Linked DNA regions of Homo sapiens: region 1 is linked to region 2. A link is a loop called in an ENCODE intact Hi-C map of the cell type or tissue named here. Cell type or tissue: dorsolateral prefrontal cortex. All regions are shown on one strand.

Region 1 (2,500 bases), 110 kb after region 2:
ACAATGAGGCTATTGTAACCCCAGAAAGTCATTGCAAAGTGCCTGCTTAGGGGGTTAAGAGTAGACACTGCAGGGCCTTGGAATAGTAATGGTTTACTATTTAATGAGTTCCCTGTCACTGGAAGTCATAGAGAGATTGCTCCAGGCATGGTGGGAGAAAAGCCAGTTTGACAGGCGGTGGAGGGATAAGAGGGAAGACTTGAGTGACGTGGCACAAACTGGGTCAGATCTATTAAAGAGGCAGCCCTGGGCAGCTGGCAAGAGATCATGTCAAGAGACACAATGCAGGTGCCAGCAGGACCAGAAGATCAGCTTCTTAGAGCGAGTGCCACCTGGAAGGGGGAAACCAAGGGAAGGGGCACAGCAAAGGGCAAAGCTGGGTGGTGGAGGAAGTACCCAAACAGAGGGAAGAGCCACTCTGGCCACATCAAGTGAATACTGATGATCGGGAAACATTCATGGGAAGTTATTTCACTCTCTCGAGTCCAGTGTAAGTGAGAAAGTGTAATTTAATTTAAAAGAGCCTAATTTAGCCTTCCATCAACTGTAGATCTTTTAACGAGACCTTTATTCTTCTAGGACAGCATTTCTCAAACTTTAATGTGCGTAGGAATCTTATTAAAATGCAGATTCTGATTCAGTACGTCTGGGGTAAGGGCTGAGATTCAGCACTTCTAACCGGCTCCTAGATGCCCCCGGTCTGAGCACTACACTTAGAGCAAGCAGGTTTGAACATTGCGACTTATAACAGTGGACCCATGGTGTAGACAAGTCCAGAAATGACTGCTGAATCAACAGTTTTTATGTTAGCTTCCGTATACCTTCAGAATTCAGTGTTTGTGTGCATTCTAATTCTCTAAATGATGTATATTAGATTTCCATTAACGAAAATATATGTTTAAGTGGAACTCTCCAATTCCAACTTGCCAAATAAAATAAAAAATTCCTGTCATTTTACTGACCTGTCTCTGAGTTGTTAATGGTGACATGCTGGGCAATGACTAGGTTACCTGTTTTTGTCCCTGGCCTGATGTGGGTTATTAAATATATGTAGATGTTAGGCATGAGAAAACATTTACGCAGTTTTCTTTTTGTCACTCATTCACAGGCTCAGTTGGTAAACTGTCTTTCAGAAATAGGGAGAAAGCATACTGAGTAAGAGCCCTCTTTGACAGCTTAAAATTTAATTACAGGAATTTTATTAGGAAACTGTCAAAGTGACTAGATTGCATAAGAGGATCGGTCAATGCCTCTAACTTGTTCTGAGCATCAGCTCTGCTTTCTGGATCATGAAATTGGCAGGAACGTACTGGGCAAAACAATGCCAAGTTCACGAAGATAGCACTGCTGGCGTTTACTGCAAGCCCATCTGCACACTGGGTGGAACAAAGAACAGAGGTCAGTGACGACAGGCATAGTAAATGTAAGGAAGGTGGGCCCAGGGCTCATCCCAAGGACTGAGAGCACATGGAAATGTCCCGTGCCTTAAGCCTCAGTCTGAAATAGGCTGATCTAAGGCAGGCTAAGAGTTTACCCGGTCTTTACAATGGAGATCACAACTGTGCTCCCAGGGACAGACTAGGGCTGTGTGTGTGTGTGTGTGTGTGTGTGTGTGTGTGTGTGTGTGTGTGTGAATGTGAGTCTAGGTGAACAAAATCACTAAGTTGACTGATACTTTAAAAGGTCATATAATCCAATGCATTGCATCAGACCAACCCAGATGTCATAATTTCCAGACAGGAATCCATTCTATTCTAAATACTCCGCAGGTAGGTCTATTTCACAACTTATCTCACAATTACTTCTTTCTGTTCAGCATTTCCTACATTCAGGAAACATTTGTTTATAACTAATATAAATCAATTTTTTAAAACTTACGAAACTCTTACTAAAAATCTAGAAATGTCCCTGGTTCTGTAGGGAACAACAGCAAGAGTAAGGCCCAGTTCCTGCCCACTTCTCATTCATCACAACTGAATTCTTCCAAAAACTTTTGTTGATCCTATATTCAGAATTAATTTTTTCCCTGAGGTCCCATGATATTTAATTTAGAAATTTGTTATCGCATTGATCACATTCTGCTTTTTATTATGGTTTATGTGTGCATGCGTGCTGGTTAACACGCTTCTTTAGACATAAAACAGAGAAGTTTGGATTGGCTAAAGCATCTGTCCCAGCTTAGGGTTTTTAATAAAATAACTTGAGGAAACTTAAGAGGATCCATGTCTGACTACCCAATGTGCTATATTTTTGCTAGAGAAGGAACTTGATAAGTACCTGTTGAATTAAAATTAACATTCTGTGCTCAAGAAGTGGGTATAATATTATCCATTGTGGCCTTATTTTCGGGGCAGAAGATTAAAACAACTTAAATATCTATTTAGAGACCACTGGTTAAATGGAGTTTGGTATGCCTATATAGTAGAAGACCATGTACCTGTTGGAAAGATTGAAGTAGGTCTGTATGCACCAATATGAAACAGCATCCGAGACACGGTAT
Region 2 (2,500 bases):
CAGCTATGATGAAAAAGGCAAAAACACCGTATGGTTAACTGGAACAACCATTTTTGATCTGAAATTATCTACTAAAGAGGAACACATTCACACTCCACAGCCCAGCAATTCCACTTCGAACCATAAACTCAAGAGAAATTGATATGTGTCTGTACATGTTTACCAAAAAATATGTTTAAGAATAGTAATAGCACCTTATTATGCATAATAGCACCAAACTGGGAATTACTTGAATGTTCATCAACAGTAGACTAAATTATGGCATATTCATACAATAAAACACTATATAGCAATAAGAATGATGCAATAACAATTAATGAATGATATGTGAAATAAAGTACAATCTCAGATAATACTGTTAACAAAAGAAGCTAGGCACAAAAAGAGTACATGCTGTCAATTCCATTTATATGGAGCTCAAACACACAAAACTAATCAATGGTGCTAGAAATCAGGACAGTAGTTACCTTTGAGGGGTGAGGGTAGGGAGGAGTGACTAGAAGAAAACACAAGGGGACTATGGGAAACTAGTAATTTCCTACTTACTGATTTGAGTGGTTTTACAAATGTGTTCAGTCTGTGAACATCCAATGGGTTGGACACATGTATTGTGCATTCCTCTGAACGTATAGTATACTTCAGTAGAAAAACTTTGTAAGAAAGATTATTCTTGCTTTAAAGTGGGGGATTAATTAGGAGACAAGACTATAAGCAAGGGATGGGATTAGGAGGTTATTTTGGTAAAATCTATTTATAGGCAATAAATAAATACCTTAAGAACTAGAATATTAGTAGTATATCAAGAGAAACAGATGGTTTTCAATGGTATTGGGTACATAAAAATATCTATCTGGTAATGCCTGGGTGGAGGGAAAGAAGTGTCAGTGATGACTCTCAGGACTGTTGGTATCTGGTAGGAAAAGTGATGCCCTTAAGATACATAACTCAGATGGAGATGCCCAGTTGGTCAATGCTAAATTGAGAGCTCCAGATTTTGGAGTCACTACACGTACGACGTTAATGAAGCACTGGGTGCATGATTTCATCTAGAAGGAAAAATTGAAAGTGAGAAAAGAAGATGGCTAGGTAACAGGAAAACAACCAAGTTTTAAAAGCTGTTCTTACAGACAAGTGATTCTCAGAGAGTGGTCTGAGGATACCTAGGAGGTCCCTGAGACAATTTCAGGAGTTCTACAAAATCAGACTATTTCTATAACACTACATTGTTTGCCTGGTGTACTCATTCTCCCATGAGTAGATAGTGGAGTTTCCCAGAATATGTGATGTGGTTAACAGGTGGAATGTAGAAGCAGGTAAGAAAATCTACCTATCAACTATTAAGCCAGATATTAAAACAATTTGCAAAATGATGCAAAACACTGCCACCTCCTCACAATTATTATTTTTTGCTTTGCAAAATAGTTATTTTTCATAAAAGCATATAATGGATTTTTATATGTCATTGTTAAATGAATGAATACATAAATATTAAAAAATTTTCTCAGGTTCATAATATGGCAGTTATGGAAACATAAAATACACAAGGATAAAAGTTATTTGGGGGTTCTGAAAAAGCATATAAAAGTGGCCTAAAAACCAGAAAGTTTATAAATATACCAATTTTTTCTGAATCCAGCTAAAATTGTTATTCCAGATAGAATAACAATGCAGAAGGTAAGTCTATGAAACCAGTTTAGTCTCACTATCCAGGGAGTGGGGCACTTAACTCAATGCTTCAATATTCCCTCAACAGATACTTTCAAATCACAGAGATACACAATGGTCAAAAACTGTGCGTTTCAATCAAGGAAAAGCATAAGAAATTCTTATTAAAGACATTTACACTCACCTTTTAAAAGAATTTCCTATATAAAAGGCTCTTGAAATAAAATCACTTTAGATTTTTTAAAAGAATATAGTTAAGTGCAAATCCTTGGGAATCAACATTTAAGGGGCACACAGAATACAAGGAGCCTCCGTGTAAGACTGAAGGGCTTGAACAGGAAGATACAAAACTGAAGAGTGATAAATAGAAGCCAAAAGAAGAGTCTTTTTCAAGAAAACAGGAGCTCTTGATGTGTCAAATGCTGCAGACGGCCATTTAGGATAGTAACAAGTACATCTCCATTTATTCTGCAATGAGGAGGTCATTAGTGACTTTGAAAAGCAGTTTTAGTGGAGAGTTGGGTCAGAAGACTGAATAATAAGTATCAGGTGAAACAGTATCAAGTAGAAACAGTAAGGCACAGAACTGTTTTAAGAATTTAGTTGTTAAGTGGGGATAAGCAGGATAGTGACTAACAGTAAAATAGGGAGGAGAGAAAATGGATGTTAAAGATATAGAAGAGAGTGTATCACAAATGAACAAGATTGCTGAGGCAGGAGGAAATCAGATCTACAATACAAGGGAATTATTCATCAACCTTATACAGCAGGAAGGAGGCCTCTTACACAGAATAAGAGGGAAGTAAAAAAGTTTAGGCACAAATAAAAACTTAGT

What was found. A loop is a pair of places that touch in the nucleus more often than their neighbours do. Peaks named below come from ENCODE experiments on the same cell type or tissue, not always from the same donor. Only the 100,000 strongest peaks of a DNase experiment are listed, where the experiment ranks them.
Region 1: it touches region 2 in a loop (3-fold over the local background); 4 of 110 quality-filtered maps call a loop at or near these places.

What each region holds. Positions count from the first base shown.
Region 1 is chr13:46,121,744-46,124,243 of GRCh38, forward strand. No RefSeq gene overlaps it. Among named protein-coding and RNA genes, the nearest start is that of CPB2, 18 kb to the left of the region's middle. In dorsolateral prefrontal cortex, no CTCF peak of the experiment used is centred here; a DNase peak (open chromatin) is centred at 1,378; H3K4me3 peaks cover 606 bases; H3K27ac peaks cover 2,500 bases.
Region 2 is chr13:46,016,098-46,018,597 of GRCh38, forward strand. All of the region lies in intron 5 of ZC3H13 (zinc finger CCCH-type containing 13), which reads right to left. Among named protein-coding and RNA genes, the nearest start is that of ZC3H13, 35 kb to the right of the region's middle. In dorsolateral prefrontal cortex, no CTCF peak of the experiment used is centred here; no DNase peak of the experiment used is centred here.